Linked DNA regions of Mus musculus: region 2 is linked to region 1. Evidence: chromatin loops called from intact Hi-C (ENCODE). Cell type or tissue: heart. All regions are shown on one strand. Links, peaks and the distances in the headings refer to the core of each region. The heading gives the core; the rest is flanking DNA. Region 1 overlaps Zfp503 (zinc finger protein 503). Region 2 has its middle 54 kb from the start of Comtd1.

Region 1 (8,440 bases), core at 218-8,217:
CTGGGTGTCTGCTAATGGGCCGTGCGACAAGCGCTTCGCCACTTCCGAAGAGCTGCTGAGCCACTTGCGGACCCATACGGCCTTCCCAGGGACAGACAAACTGCTGTCGGGCTACCCCAGTTCTTCGTCTCTCGCCAGCGCCGCAGCAGCAGCCATGGCTTGTCACATGCACATCCCCACGTCGGGCGCACCGGGCAGCCCAGGGACTCTGGCGCTGCGCAGCCCCCACCACGCACTGGGACTCAGCAGCCGCTACCACCCGTATTCCAAGAGCCCGCTCCCCACGCCCGGTGCCCCAGTGCCGGTGCCTGCCGCCACCGGACCATACTACTCCCCTTATGCCCTCTACGGACAGAGACTGACCACTGCCTCCGCACTGGGGTATCAGTGAGGGCGGCCCAGAGGAATTTGGAAAGAGGAAGGATCTGGGGGATGGGAGGAGCGAGGGAGGGGCAGGACCCGAGCGAGGTTCCTGACACCCGCAGGGGCAGAAGACCCGGGCTACGGAAGGGAAAAGAAAGTTTAAATCTTACCTATCCACCCAACCACAGAGATCGAGAGAGCCTGGATGCGAAACTTCTCCTCCACCCCTACTCCCCCAATCAAACTTTATAAAAGTTGAAAAAAAATCATTTGACTTTTTATAGAAAAAGAAGGAAAACTAATTGAAAAAGTGTTCATCTGAGGACTTCGCCGGTGAACATTGGTATTTATTTATGTTAGCTCCAAGCGGACCCGTGGTTCAAAAGTGCATTATTTAGTTTGAGCTCCGTAGGTTAAAAGGAGGAGGGGGGGAATTAAAACTCGAGGGTAAATATGTGGAAAACAAACCCTCCGATCCCTTGTAGAGTATAAATAAAAACAAAGCCGCTACAGAATTAGGGGTCTTCTCTTTAATGTTACTTTAAAATTGCTATGATTGTATTGTGCGTTCTTATTTAATGTCTGATTGAAACTCAAATTTACATGCATGTTTGTTACAAAAAAGAAATGAAAACGACGAAACAAAATAAGTCACAATTTGTCAACTCTGATTTCAAATTGCAATTATTTTTAAGGTGTATACCATCGAAAGAGAATGGGTATTTTTTTGTATGTATTCTGGAAGAAAACAAAAAAAAAGGAAAAACAATTCTATTCCAAAACCTCATTTGCCTTATTTTGTTCTTTAAAAGGAACACTTAACTATTTTTAATTTTTAAGTCCACCCGCTGAGAAGGGGACAAGGTTTACGTCATGTGCTAAAATAATAGACAATGTATCGCTTTAAAGATTAAAATTCCGTATATTTGATGTATTAAAAGGTTTTACTTCTTATTATCTTTTTATTTTTTCCTTTTATTAAAGCGGTTTCAGCCGCTGCGGATTCCCGGGACCTCCCTAATATCTTCAGCCCAGGATCGTGGCTATGAATTTCCTACTGCTTTGTTGTGATTTTCTTGAATAGGCGAAAGCTTCAGAAGGGCTGGCCAGCTGAATGATTGGCCTTAGGGGAAAATGTTTTTTTCAAGAAAGAATTCCAATGTGGAAAGATAGTAGCCTTAGCTAATTGCTCATTTCGTTTTTATTTAAATCTCTGGGAAGCTGCTGTGTGAAAAGTGAAAGCAGAGAAAATAGAAGCTTTGGCTTTTGTTAAATTTCCATTTTAAGGGTGGGGGGGGGCGTTTGAGTTTCGTTTTGTGCAAAGAGTAGAGCAGGCTGGGACTCGCCCGGCTGAGCCAGAGGCCCCCCTACCCCCGGGACACGCGACTGCCTAGCCGTTCCCCTGTTCGCAGTTCAAGCATCCCCGGCCTGGGGCAGACAGCCGGGACAGACTAGCAGGGATGGGAGGACATTTGCTGACCTGGAGAGAGCCGGCAGGACCTTCTTGTCCTTCGGGAACAAAGTGAGTTTTTTAGACCTAGAGATAGTCAAATATCCCAACCCCCTTCACACCCTGCCCACCCCACCCCACCCGCCGCCTGTCTTCTTCCTGCTGGAGTTAGAGCGGATGGCAGGCCTTCTCCCAGGCTGCTTTTCCCTGTCCAGATCGCTCCGCAGCTGTGCGGTTGCCCAGTCCGGGTTGCAAGAGTGCGCTCCGGCTCCAGGAACCCAAAAATCCCCTTTTAAACTCAGCAATGCGAGGCGTCTTGGCGGCCCTGCTTCACCTCGCAGAAGCGATTTTGTGCTGTTCAGGGCGAACGGCGCGGCAGGATCCATGTGTGGATCCCCGCTGCGTTCTCCCTTCTTCCCAACTTGAGCCTCATCACCCGGCAGCAGAAGCTGGGAAGAACAGGGTAGGGAGATGGCCCGGTCTCAGCGAGACCTAGAGGCCCTTGCTGGAGCTGGAGTTCTTCAGCTGTTGGAGCGCTGGGCACAGGACACCCTTCGGTGGATCCTGGGACCAGAGAGTTAAGGACGTAGAGCGCGCACCCCATGGCGCACCCTCCTGGAGTTAGGCCTTTCTGGGTTCTCCCAGCCTCTGGCTTCCCTCTGTCCCAGCTCTCTCTGTCGTCTTTGAGCCACGCGCCAAGTCTACCCTCCGCTTTGGACCTTGGGAGGAACAGCCACCCGGGCCCTGATGCCATTTGCATAGGACTCAGTGGCTTTTTAGATTTTTTTTTCCCACCCTGCTCCTTAGCACCAGCCTAACGCAGGGGGAACCTTCCCCCGGGTGGCACGCACAGCGGACCGGCGCAGGAGCAGACTTTGGGAAGACTCTGGCTTCTTTGCTGCTTCCCCGAAGGGTGCAGCCTGCCGGCCTGAAACTCTGGCACCCAGACCTGGCGCCAGGAGAAGGAACACTGCGGCCTTGCTGCCACTCTGGTTCGGAGGAGAGACACTAGGCTGGCCTGAGCTTCTTGAGAACATGGGCCAGCTCACCACCCCAGGTGCTTGGACAAACTCCGAACACCACCAGGTTGGGAAGTAGATGATGCCATGGAAGCCCCCCACATCTCAGGACCCCGGCCTTGGGATCTGAAAGGCAGGCCGCTGTCTAAGCCCCCTCACCAGTACCAGCCACAGGCCGCTGGCATTGGGACCCACAAGCTTCGCCCACCACGACCTTGCATCTTTGGGCAGAGGTTCTTTTGTCGCTTCGCCCTGCCCACCAGAAAAGAAAAGAAAAAAAAAGAAAAAAAAAAACCCGCTCTGATAGGAAAGGCCTACACATTCCTCAGCCCTGCAATTTAAGCCTGGGACCTGCAGAAAGACTACTGGGACGTTCGAGCTTTCGAGCTCCTTCTTGGCATTATATTAGCCAAAACAAAACCAGAAAGAAAGAAAGAAAGAAAGAAAGAAAGAAAGAAAGAAAGAAAGAAAGAAAGAAAGAAAGAAAGAAAGAAAGAAAGAAAGAAAAACTTTAATAAAACGCTCTTCTGGGAGAAGTTAGGCATAAGCAGCAAAATCCCAGAACCTCGGGGCTGGGGGCGGGGGGGGGGGAGGTTAAGGCCAGGAAAGATTCCCGACATGTGGGATAGAGCCAAGTCACTCTGGGGCAGTTATAGGATGGAGGATGCCAGTACGTGTTGCGGGTCCGGGCGGAGTTCTCGAGCCTCCCAGGAGAGACATGCGCCCCTCCCCACGCCATCCTGGAGCCTTCCCCTCCTCCGCCTCTCAGCCACTCTCTCCGCAGTTGTGGAGAGCGCCCGAGCGCTGCAGTCGTCGGCCGGAGCCTGAACCGCGAGCATGTCCGCTAGGCGGCACTGCAGATCCCAACAGAGCCGGGGAAAATACCAGGAACCCAGGCCAGCCCAAAGGCCTCAGGCTGGGTGGTCACCCCAGGACCCCAAGCCGCCTCCACCTTTCCTGCTTTCAGGGGTCCCCCAACCTGTCATTCCTCAGTCATTTCTTGCTGCAAGCCATCTCCTTGCTTGCAAACCACCTCCTTGCTCCTCTTCTACCCATGTAGCTTCCAGTTTAGCTGGCTGCTCCCTACACCACCACCACCACCACCACCACCACCACCACCACCACCACCACCACACACACACACACACACACACACACACACACTTCGCGCTTACAGGTCTCACATGTCCCACCTAACTTCGAGACGCTTCAACTGTCACTCTCAAGGCTCCAGTAACACACACACACACTCCCGCCCTGTCTTGCATGCTCTTGGGTGTGCAAACATCTTCTGCTTGGAGCAGGTGGCCTAGATAGAGGATGAGACTCAGAGTCCTCTGGGGTGCCTGTTTCACAGGCCAGGAGACAGCTCACAGAAGCCTCTTGAGGTCTCTCTACAGGTCTTTCACCTCAATGGGGAAACTAAGACAAAGTCCGGGAAGTGAATGGTAGGGCTAGAGGACAAAGCCTTCTCCATTCAATTCTATCCAACATGTTTCCTTTCCTCTGGTGGAGAAGCTAAGTGACCCCCACATCTTTGCTGTGAGTTGTGACCTTGCTTCTCTTAATGACTACAGCCAACATGTTAGTGTTCATCCTATTTAACCTTCACAACACCGCCATGGGGTCATTTACCCCATTTTCCAAATGAGGAAGCTGAGGCTGGGCATGACTCTACCTTGAGGCTTTCAAGCTGCATAAGCAGGATTCTCACCTTGGCTGCCCCTACAGGAGGAGATTTTAAAATAGGGCAATGCCCGAAACCAGACGTTGACTTATCTGGTATGGGGGTGGGCAGGGGAGGTCCTCTGAGTTATCTTAATTTTTATTATGAAGACTTTTCCAAACACGGAGATTGAAGTAATGGTGTGAGGGACTCCCATGAACTCTCTTCCAACCTAAGAAACTGTCAACTCATGGGCACACTCATGTCCTCTCTACCCTATCCAAAAGCCCACTGCCGCCATCCTGCAACTTTATCTCCTCAGATGTCAGTCACGTCTACTCAGAGATCCGACGGGTGCCTAGGCTGGCATCTTTGATATGGAATATGTGGGTTCCTATCTAGCAGACCACCGGCCTGAAATGGGAGGTGCTGATCCCAGAATGTGCCTGGAATCAGGGGTGGGGATGGGTGCCAGTGGAGTGCTTGTAGAAGGTGTCTGTAAAATACTTTGAGTCCCAGTCTGGTGTGGCAGTAGGAGACATTCTCAAAGTGTCCCTTCTACTGTAGCATGTGACAGCTTAAAACCATAAGCTACAGTAGAAGGAACAGGTTCAGGACTGAGTGAGCCAGGCTCTTAGCTCCTCCTTGGCTTATTCTATGCCTCCCTTCCTCTTCTCCTCCATGTTCTCATCAGTAAAATGGAGACACTAATTCCATCCTACCGGGAGTGATTTGGAGCCTCAAATAAGATACTAAATATAAGGGTTGGGAACAGCTCAATGATAGATCATGTGCCAAGCACATGTGGGGCCTGGGTCTGATTCTCAGCATGGGTGGGAAAAATCAACAATAATTAAAATCTGAAGTGTCCAAGTTCCTATCTGACCTACACTGAGCCTTTACCGTGGCTCTCAGTAAAGCCTGAAGAGCTGTCTGTGGCTCCCTTGACCCAGTAGCTTCTCCAGGGTACCTGTGATCATGGTTCCTCTTCTGATGAGTCCTATTTGGTGCTCTCCATGGCTCCACAAACACAGTTCAAACCCTCTACCTGCTAGCTAAACCCCAATCTCCTACTCAGTTATGCCAATCGTATGGTCCTCCCCTGGAATGCCTTCTTCCCCCTCCCCCACCCTCTCTCTCTGCCCCTGTTACTGCGCAAGTGTGAGGGACCCTCACAAACTTATGTGTTTGAACATAGCCCAGCAGCTAGTGCTGGAATCGTCTCAGGAGGTGGGGGCTGGCTGAAAGGGTAAGTTATTGTGGACAGGCTTTGAGGTTAATAGCTCAGCCAACTTTCTGATCTTTCTCTGCTTTCTGATCTGCTCAAGCATGAGCAGATCCCTCTGCCCTATGGACAATGCTCCAGCTACCGTGTCTTCCTAATGTGATGAACTGTGTCCCCCAAATGGGACCCAAAGTGAGTCCTTCTTCTGTAGAGTTACTTTTGCCAGGTAATTTTTCATAGCAACAACAAAAAAAAAAAGTGACTAATATACCACCCTCAAAATTATCCCAATACTAGGCTGAGTCTATTAGCTACAACTTTACTCTCTGCACTCAGGAGGCAGGGGCAGGCAGATCTCTGTGAGTTCAAGGCCAATCTGGTCTACACACTAAGTTCCAGGACATTGGGGCTACATGGTGAGACCCTATCTCAAAAAATGAATGAATGAATGAATGAATGAATGAATGAATGAATGAATGAGGAAGGAAGGAAGGAAGGAAGGAAGGAAGGAAGGAAGGAAGGAAGGAAGGAAGGAAGTTGTCTCAATCCTCACCTCCAGGTCTCCCCCTTTTTACACTCTGTATTTACACAGAGGTGAGAGTAGACATATGAAAGCCACTGGGACAGGGATAAGGATTGACGAGGATTTCCCCACAGCTGTGTAACCAGGAGTAAGACAGATACAACGGTGAAGTCCTCTCCAAAGTGACCTGTGGCTGTGCATACAGGTGAATGGCATGCTGCCTCAGATGCTGATGCTCCTTACGTTTCCATACGTTTATAGGTATCTATCTCTGTTGCCTTCCCCATCTCACAAGTGAGGAACAAAGGGGGAACAAAGATGTGTTCCTATAACGCAGCACTGGACTCTGGGCCTGCCCCCACATGCTCTTTCATATTGCTAACTCCAAACTCCTCCTTTGGCCTTAGCTGTTACCACCCTAATTTCTGAAAGCTCCCTGGGATGACCACTTGGTGTTGGTGATCGATTGGTGTGCCTTTCCCTGGGCATGCCTGTTTCTCCCACTCTGAGCATCCCTTAGTTGCCTGCGGTTCTTGATCTATAGCTGAGGCCTTGTGAGCTTTCTCCCATCCTGTTTGTACAAAAGGCATGTCTATTTGGTATCCTTGTTCAGATTTTACTTATACAGCTATTCTGATGAGACTTCATGGGTCTCATCATTTCTCTGACATCTTTAGGAAACACAATCTCACTGTTCCTCTGGCTCTCACAATCTTTCTGCGCCCTTTCCACTATGATCTCTGAGACTGAGGTGCAGGAATTATGTTCTAGATGCATCAGTCAGGGCCAGCCAGAACATGGTTCTCTGCATTTTGATTGGCTGTGGTCTTCTGTGATAGTCTCCATCTGTTGCAAAGAACGTTTTCTTGATGAGGGGTAAGGACTACGCTCATCTGTGGGTATAAGTACATTCATCTGTGGGTACATTTCTAGGGGTGATGCTGGTTTGGTAAAGCGGCAGTTGTAGATTCTCCAGGATCCACGACCTAACCAGCCTCTAGTTATTGGCTTGGTTTCTGGTACCAGGCATGATTTTCCTCTTGTTGAGTGGGCCTTTGGTCCAACCAAAGAGCTGTTGGTTACTGCCAATGTACACATGCCACTATTATGCCCTTAGGAATGTCATGCCATGCTGGCCATTGCTATAGTTCATGGCCTCATAGATGACAAGAACAACTGGTTGCTTCTCTCCATTGGAAGTTTTTATGGCACCTTCCAGTACCATGAAAGCTAATCCTCAGACAGGCTTTCGGGTCAGAACCAGATAGGATCCTCCAAGTCCTGTATCTGAAGTTATCTGGTATCTTCCAGACACATTTTTTTTCTTTTGTAAGATAGGGTCATATGTACTCCAGACTGGCCTTGAACTCTTTATGTAGGCAAGGATGATATTGAAATGCTGGTCCTCTGGCCTCCACTCCTTGAGTACTGGGATTATACTACCATACCCAGTTGATGCAGTGTTGGAGAGCCAACCCAGGGTTTCATGCATACTAAGCATGATCAACTGAACTACATCCCCAGCCTCAGATATTTTTTTTCTATTGTCTACCAAGTCTATAGGTTGAGTTAATGGAGAAAACTCCTCTGCTAGCATGGTACATAAAACCTAGCAGGTGTTGATACGTGTTAGAAAAAGGGAGGCAAAAGGAGAGCACAGAGATGAAGAACAGGGCTAAGTAAGATTGCCCCCTGCACATAGTGAGGACCTGAGTTCAGAGTTCCAGGTTCCATGAGAGACTCCATTTCAAGGGAAGAAGACATAAGGATGTCAGAAAACATTACACCCAATGTCCTTCTTTGTTCGTACAAAAGGCATACATACCTACATATGTATAACACATGCACACACATAATTAAGTTTTTAAAAAGAGAAATATGCAACAAGTTGTTTGTCTTAAGGGCAACTATTCTTTCAAAGGGTTTGGGGAACACAAAGGAACATGCATGGCCTTAGGAAACTTGTAAGTTTGGACTTAAAACCTAGGCCCAAGGTGAACTTCAGTACATTAGTTAGAAACTGCACTTTCTGACAGTAACAAAAAAAAAAAAAAACCCTACATCATGATATAAGGAAGATAAATGTTCTCTCAAAGTACAAGTGGACAGTCTAGGCTGGAAGGCCATTGGTCACCAGAAACCCAGGGTCTTCAATCACAATTCTGCCAGCCCAACCTGGCAATCTTTCATTCTT
Region 2 (8,440 bases), core at 116-8,115, 78 kb after region 1:
ATTTAAGTGGGAAATGCACCCATAAGCTTATATATATTCGAATATTTGGGCCCCAGTGGGTGGCCCCGTTTGGGAAGGTCATGGAACCTTAGGAGGCTCAGCCTTGCAGGGAGGGAGGGTGGCATGTGAGGCAGTTAAGGGTTTACAACCTGGTCTCACTTCCTGTTCATTCTGTTTCCTGTGTGTAGATGAAAATGTGGTCGGTTGCTCAGCTTCCTACAGCCTGCTACCAGGCCTCCCTCCCCGTGAGGGCCTCTTTCTCTCTGAACCTGTGAGCCAAAATAAACCCCACCCCTCCCTTGGGATCTCTAGGCAGGTAATTTACTCGAGTAGTGCAGCTTCTCTCCAACTGGTCCCCTTTGTACTCTGGCATCTTCTCCCTCTGTCCATCCCTCCCTCCTTCCCTTCCTCCCTTCTCCCTCCTTTCTCTGTGTATCCCAGTGAGTTTTTTTTAAAGAGATCTATCATCCTCTTCTGTTTCCATGGGTGTCTACACACACACACACACACACACACACACACACACACACACAAAATGAAAAAATATCAAAATACAAGGGGGACCAGTTAGAATGAAGGAGCAAAGGGAGACAGAAGGAATAAGAATGGGTTATGGAGTGAAGATGATCCAAATACATTATATACATGCATGAAAATATTTTAGTGGAATGTATTATTATGTGTAATTAATATAAGCTAATAGATACCTTTGAGACAGGGTCTTACTATGAGATTCTGGCTAACCTTAACTAGGCTTACCTCAAACTAACAGAGATCTGCCTACCTCTGCTTCCCAGAATGTAAGCATTAAAAGTTGTTTAGTGTTTAAAAAGACCGCTTTGGTGTTACTTCGGTGTTATTAGTTCCTCTCTTGTCAGTGTGACCAGTTCCCTGACAGAAACAAGTTAAAGGAGATTCCTTTTAGCTCAGCTTCAGGAGGCTTCATTCACAGTCACTCCAGTCCTTGTCTCTGTGTCTACTATCTGGTTAAAACATAGTGGCGGGGGACGGGGGGGGGGTATGCAGAAAGAAGCTACCCACCTTGTGGCAGACAGGAAGCAAAACTGAAGATGGATCTAAGGACCAGCCATGGCCTTAAAGGCACGCTCAGCCATAGCCTACTTCCTCTAGCCAGGCTCCATGCCGTTTCCAGGGTCTCCCTAACAGTGCTACCAGTCAGATATCAAGGATTCAACATAGGAGTTATGGGGACACAGCTAAATCCTACTGGGGATCCAGAGAGTGAAGTGCCTAAGTATGACATCTAGAGGATGTCCCCAAATGTGACAGAGTAAAGACATGGGAGATGGGTCTTTAAATGTGTAGAGGGTTTCCAGAGAAAGAAGCCAGAGGGCTCGGAGAGTCAGAAATAAAATGGGCACGAGCACATTGTTCTATATGAGCCTGGTAATCTTAGGGACACTAAAAAGGTTCATGAAGCAGAAATGTGGGGCTCATGGTTGAGGACAGGTGAGAAATGAGGCAGGAGAAGCTGAAGGGGGGCCACCTACTGCCAGCCAAGGCTTTGAGCTGCATCTTGTGGTGTTCACAGATGTGGGTTCCCTTCTATTCTTAGGACACTGTCCCTTGAAAATGATCCACAACCCCATGTCATCTGTCCCAAACAGCTTTCAGGTTCCATCATCAGGACTCCCCGTTTTCCAGGATACCACGCCTTCCTTCTTAAGGAAGGAATATTGGGCTTCCTCAACAACAGCAAGCTTTTCCAGGTCTCTCCTGCTCAGAGAAGTCGGGAGGAAGAAGGCAGATCTGAGCTATCATCTGCTTGGTCCAAGGGGAGTCACCACCTCAGAGGCTTGCCTGGGGTCACTGATGAGAAAGGCAGAGATGACAGTTCCCACTTCCTGCAGCAAAGCCCAAAGTTACTTACACCTCAGACCTTCTGCTCTGAAAACTGCCTGGCATCTACTCACCCTCCCCAGGGACTGAACAACTGGGTCAGAGAGAACCGCCTCTCTGCTATGCTGGGCCTGGGATGCCTCCCCAGGACAGTTCCCTCCCCAGAGACGAGAGATGGTCAAACCGCTCTCTGAACGTGACCTCAGAGATATGCAGCAAGGACCTGGGCCCTATTTATCACTACAGGGCTATAATTAGGTTTGTTAACATAGAGTCGAGTGTAGTCTCCTTGACTAGGGACTTAATCACGTTACTATTGAGTTCCTGTACGCATTGCTCCGAGTGACTGTTTTTACTTGCAGAGTTATAGCCAAGCCCGGCGGGAGGAAATTAGCTTTGGACACAAGTTTGGGGAGGGGGGGTTCTTTTTCCTCCTGACTCTGCTTCCCTCCCCCACCCTTTCCATGCGAAAATATTTAGCAAACAGTGACAATGATGAAAACCAGTAGGAAACAAAATGTTCTACATTAGTATAAAACATGAAAAATGCAGCAAGGACCCTTAGCGGTACAACATGTGTTATGCTGGCTGGCAGCCCATTAGCTCTGATAGACATTTCACTTACCTAAGTCAAATATAACAGTCTAGTATTCATTAATATAAGAAGGGGCCGTGGAATCAGAGCTACCATCTGGCTGGGCCGACAGAATAATCTACAACTCATGATTAGGTCTAAGGAGTGGGGTTTCACTTTAATCTTTCTCGTTGCTCGAAATTTCCATCTGCGCAGTTCGGCACATCATTTTTCTTCAAGACAAATGTGCTGTTTTTCATGTTCCAAAATTAGATCAGAAGAAAACGATTAATCATGTCAGGCTTGGGAAAGGGAACAAAGCCCCCATGTTCCCGGCTCTCCCTGCCCCCCCACCCCTCCCTGGCCCTGCAAGTTTGGGTTCCCCTCACCACTACTACCTAACTTCAGCATAACTTTAGGGGGGATACCACTAAGTATCCAGAGGAGAGAGGACAGGGAGAGGATTTGGGGTGCTTTAGGGAGCCCCTCACCCAAGTTTACCCTGTACTCTTGACCCAGCACACACGTGTGCTGAAGGGTCACCCCTAGCTGGTCTTGGAGGCACAAAGGCACGGCCCTGAACCCAGAGTGACAAAAAAAGGGTCGGAGGGGGCCTTCTGCAGCCCTTGTCCCCTCCTTGCCATAGCCCTGTCTGTCAGTCCGCTTGCAAGTCATAACAAATCCCTGGCGCGGAGCTGAAGCTGAGCGTTTGCCTGGGCGTCATGGGGATGATGAATGACCCGCAGGCCTTTGAAGTGCTCTGCCAGTTCAGCTGGGTCCGTGGTGCTGACAGAGAAATATACACAACAGCGTAACCAATAATGAGAACATTAAACATTCCTGCGCCGTGACAGGCTGACAGAAAAACCCGGGCTCGCATCAATCATCCTGCAGATAGACCCTTGACAAGGGGCCCTCGCCATGGCCCTCACCCGCCTCCCTGGCTCCCTCTTCTTCCGCCCAGCCCCTCTGTCCTCCTTGCCAGACCCTCTCTTCCTTCCTCAGGACCCCTCCTCTGGAGCCTCTGTCCTCTTGCGAGATTTTTGCCTTCGGGGCCTCTCTGAGGTCAAGTGAGGTTTGGGTCCCTGACATTTTAGTGAGGCAGCCCGTGAGTGACACCATGAGGAGACACCACAGCAGTGACAAGACTGTGAAGGCTTTGAGCTTACAGCACTTGCAATTATAGCTTTCAGGTCCTGAGAATGAATACAAACCACTGTGTGCTGGAAACTGTATCCAAATCCAAAGCCAGGTGCTCCGGAGCCGGTGACCCAAGACCCCCAGCTCCCTGTATGACTTGGGTAAAGGCCCCTTTCATAGTGCCCCCCACAATCCCCTGTCAGTTGAACTTAGCTGGGGGGAGGGGGTAGCATCTGAACTCTGATCTGTCTGAAAGAGAAGAAACAGCAGAGAAAAATTCTTTCTTCCTTTCCCCCCAGCAGGAAAGGAGGTCTGTCCAGATAAGACACTCTGAATGGAACTTCAGCCCCTTTTCTGAGGAGTTGCTGGCCCCTGTCTGGATTTGGCTTGAGCCACACATCCATCCCTAGGCCTGGTCTTTAGTCCCTCTGTAAGGTGGGGTAGTCCCCCACACCTTTCACACAGAGATTGGCCAGGTCTATCCAGGGGCTGGCAGCCAGCAGCTTCATTCCAGTCCCAGATTTGAGGCCTTGGGCAAATCCAGAATGCTTCTGGACCACAAAATAAAAGTAGAATCCTTGCCTGGAGGCCCTCACGGATTTGTTTATAGTCTCCAAAAGCAGAGGATTATTGGCCTGCTCTTAACCTTGGAGCTTTGAGAGAGAGGGAGTTATTTCTATTTATGTCCCCATCCTTGGCTTTTTAGCAGGGAGTAAATGTGACTTTCAAAAAAGTCATGAAAACTGCTTATAGTTTTTAATACATGCATCCTGACACAGAGGGATGGCCATTCTGGGTCATCTAAGTAGATTGGTGTTTTCAGAGGAGACAGAGAGGAGAGTACTGAACCCCTCTACTGCAAACTGCAGAAAACCTTATGCCTTCCTTTCTGCCTCCCCAGAGGCCACTACCATCCTTGCCGCCTGCGGTCATCACTGGCCTTACCCTCCTCTGATACCCTGTGGCCATTAGTCACAGTCAATGTCAAATTATGCTTGAAACTACTTGAGGTCAAGGCAATGTGTGTTACTGTCCTCTGCGTTCCCTGGCCCTTGCTAGCCTCCTTGCTCTGCCATACCTACCCCACCCTCAGCCTCTTTTCTTAGAAACTGGTCCTTCCAAGCCATGTTTGAACCCTGTTAACAATATCCTTTGCCACTGATGACCAGTCTGTCGTTTATTAAACACCTATCTCTCCATCTCCAGCAGAACAAAATCAATAACGGTAATAAAAAGATAACACCTATCTCTGCAGCCAATCAGGTTCTCTCTTCCTTGAAGTATGAACTCAGCCACAGGTAGTGTTGGGTTTCTGAAAGCTATGCAGTGGCTGGGGCTTGGGAAAGCCATTTTGATCCATATACATACACACTGAGGAGGGAAGAAAAGGCTGATGTTTAAGTCCACGCAGGAGAATGAAGAGGTAGGTGAGAGAAGTGTGAATGCTATACCAGGTAGACCCCAAGAGAAGACAGCATAGCTTCAATTCTCTTACTGACCGATCATAGGCCAATGCCTGGTTTCATTGCGGTTTTTTTTCTCTTAACATAATGGTGAGATAGCCAGTCCCTGGAAAAGACCCTGGTATGACTTGGGCCTAGTCAATCACTGTATCCCATCTTCCTGTCAAAATGATTGACTCAGGGATAACCACATGACTCATGCTAAGCAAGTCGTATACCTTCAGCGAAACTTCATAGACTGATTCTGAGAGAAACATTTCTCAATCTCTTCAAATATTTATTGTTATTGTCTTTTGTGGGCTTTGTTATTGTTATCTGAGACAGAGTCTCATTTATCCTACGTTCAAGATTGACCTTAAACTTCTGGCCCTCCTGCCTCTACCTCCAGACAGCTGAGATCCCAGGCACGTGTCACCATACCCAGTTTTATGAGGTTGAAGGCCAGGACCAGCACTCTATCAGCCCCTTTTCAGACCTTCTGGATTGGGTATTGTAAAGCTATGACTTCCATAGCTTCGAGTGCTACAGCTACTGCCTGCAAGAAACCAAGCTACACAAGCACCAGTGAAGCCCAGCAGTGAACCCATTAGTGATGGGTCTCAGTGACCTGTCTGGTCTTCTTATCTCATCAGTACTGGATCCTGCTCCATATAAAACTTTCCCACAAGGTAAGCTAGTACATTCCCTACCTTGATGAAAATAGACTTCTTGCAAGCTAAAAAAAAGTCTTCATACAAGAGTTCAGGGGACAGGCCAATTTTAGGAGGATGCATCTATGATTCTTTTTTTATTTTCCATTGCAATGAAAATAAACAAGACCACTGGATCACAGAGCAGAGAAGGCTGCAAACAATCCTCTCCTGCAAGACTCACCTGCACCCTTCCTGGCAGACAGTAAGTCTAAACAGCTGCATTCCTGAATCTCGATGCTCCCAGGACCAGCCCAGGTGATGGATTGATGAACCCCCTCTAAAATGGCTCTTTTCATTCTCTGATTTGTTCCTCTCCCAAGCAAGAAAGGCAAGGATGAGTGGTGGTCACCCCAGCTTCTGCAGTTAGCCACCTGACCCATTCCCCAAGCCACCCCAGCAGGAAGCCAGGCACAAGCTTGTGAGAAAAGGGATTTTTTTCTACCAAAGATGACTAGCGCCAAGGGCCAATATCCCCTACCTTGTAAAAAGTTTTATGCAAATCTTTAATCTCCTTTAGCTTATAAAACTTTTATGCAAATCTTTTAAGCAGACCCCATCTTATAAAACTTTTATGCAAATATTTTAATCTCCCCCACCATAAAACTTTTGTTTACACAAAGGCCTGTTGCTTTCCTGGAACTTCTCCCCCAAGTGGCCAGCCCCCCTTCCCCTTCCCCTTCCCCTTCATTCGCATGTTGCTTTCCAAATTAGCCAATTAGGAGTATATTATGAATTTGAACCTCAGCCAATGAGGAACAGCCAAGCTTCCCCTTATGAATATAAGACATGTGAGCTACTTACTAGCCAAGTTTGGGTCATGGCACATCATTTTTACAAAAGAAAAAATAAAGAAAGGAAGAGAGACAGAAAGACAGACAGCCTTGCCATGTTCCTTAATTTTGCTTTATTTGGGTGTTTCTTTGTGTGACACTTTTTTTTTCCCAAAATGCTGACCCTCCATCTGCTTCAGACATAGTCCTGGATCCCACTTCTCAGGTGCCACTGCCCTCCATCCTCAAGACAGGGTTGCACTGTACTTCCTGAGCTGGGCTCAAACTCCTAGGTTCAAGTAATCCTTCTGCCTCAGTTTCCCAGGTAGCTGAGCACGGCCACCCAGTTTTTATCTTAGACGCTCTTTTCAGGGCCAGAGGACCAGTTCTGTTCTGATAACAAAATCCCTGGACACATGGGAGAGACCTGGCACAGCAGAGGAATAAAAAATCAATTGGAAATTTTAGTTAACTATAAACATATCATGAGCCAATCTTGTGTGATATTACTTCTGGGAGGAAAAAAAAAGAATAATACATTTATGAGCCAAGTTGTGCTAGGGTGTCACATTTGTCACATTCAAATGACACCTTAAGAATCCTGAGGAGGATTAGATGGGTGAGGATAATAGGGAAAGAAAGAAAAGGAAGGTCTCAAGAGGAGGGAGGGACAGACAAATAGACAACGGACAGGCAGGCACATAGGCATGAGCAAGGAGGGAGGGAAAGGGACATGATGGTTTAAAATTCTAACACTCAGAAGGCTGATGCTGGAAGGTGGCAAGTCTGGGATGCTAGTGAGTCCTTACACTTAAAAGGAAGAAAAAACAAACGAACCAAAAACCACAATTATTTATTGAGTGCCTGCTGTGTGTCAGGAGTTTCTGGGTGTTGGGGACAAGCAGACAGCAAAGGCAGAATCTCTGCTGAGGACTCTGGAAGTCCAGAGGGAAAAAAATTCCGAGAAACTAGTACAGACAGAGGCCCTGAATAGCAGGCATCTGGCCCTCAGGGATGGAGAAACCCGTCTCTATCAGCATCTGGACTAGATGTTGGGAGAAACCCGTCTCTATCAGCATCTGGACTAGATGTTGGGAGAAACCCGTCTCTATCAGCATCTGGACTAGATGTTGGGAGAAACCTGTCTCTATCAGCATCTGGACTAGATGCTAGGGAGAAACCCGTCTCTATCAGCATCTGGACTAGATGTTGGGAGATACCTGTCTCTATCAGCATCTGAACTAGATGCTAGGGAGAAACCCGTCTCTATCAGCATCTGGACTAGATGCTAGGGAGAAACCTGTCTCTATCAGCATCTGAACTAGATGCTAGGGAGAAACCCGTCTCTATCAGCATCTGGACTAGATGTTGGGAGAAACCCGTCTCTATCAGCATCTGGACTAGATGCTAGGGAGAAACCCGTCTTCATTGCATCTGGAACATAGCTGTGAGAAAGTCTAAACTGACTCCCATACAGAATTCACATGGAGAGACCCACAGAAGTATCCAACTCCCACCCCAGACAAGCCAAGGTCCATATCTGGGACATTAGACACCAAAAGTGAATAGAGACTCGGTCATAACAGCAGCAAGCATAATGATGACAGCTGGCAAGATGGCTCAGTGAGTAAAGGTGCTTGCAGCCAAGCCTGAGCCTCAGTTCAAACCCTGAGATCCACATAGTAGATAGAAGGAGAAAATAGATTCTGTGACTGTCCTATGACTTACAAACACACACATACCACAGCACACATGCTCATACATACAGTAAGTAAATGTTATCTTAAAAATTTTTTTTAAAATCTACTCTCGGTGGCAAAAATATGGACATGACCCAAGTCATCTGCCAACAGATGAATGGATAAGTAAATACATACGGGTGTGTGTGTGTGTGTGTGTGTGTGTGTGTGTGTGTGTGTATGTGTGTGTATGTTTGTGTGC

The links. Peaks named below come from ENCODE experiments on the same cell type or tissue, not always from the same donor. Only the 100,000 strongest peaks of a DNase experiment are listed, where the experiment ranks them.
Region 2: it touches region 1 in a loop (9-fold over the local background); 3 of 42 quality-filtered maps call a loop at or near these places.

Annotation. Positions count from the first base shown.
Region 1 is chr14:21,976,839-21,985,278 of GRCm38, reverse strand. Zfp503 (zinc finger protein 503) reads left to right here. Exons shown (of 3, transcript NM_145459.3): 3 at 1-1,317. The coding sequence ends at 391. Among named protein-coding and RNA genes, the nearest start is that of A330001L22Rik, 8.4 kb to the left of the region's middle. In heart, for the core only: a CTCF peak has its summit at 3,675; DNase peaks (open chromatin) are centred at 288, 2,068, 2,458, 3,668 and 2 weaker places; H3K4me3 peaks cover 3,632 bases; H3K27ac peaks cover 2,848 bases; H3K27me3 peaks cover 2,472 bases.
Region 2 is chr14:21,898,734-21,907,173 of GRCm38, reverse strand. No RefSeq gene overlaps it. Among named protein-coding and RNA genes, the nearest start is that of Comtd1, 54 kb to the right of the region's middle. In heart, for the core only: a CTCF peak has its summit at 3,553; a DNase peak (open chromatin) is centred at 2,023; H3K4me3 peaks cover 1,160 bases; H3K27ac peaks cover 3,979 bases; H3K27me3 peaks cover 155 bases.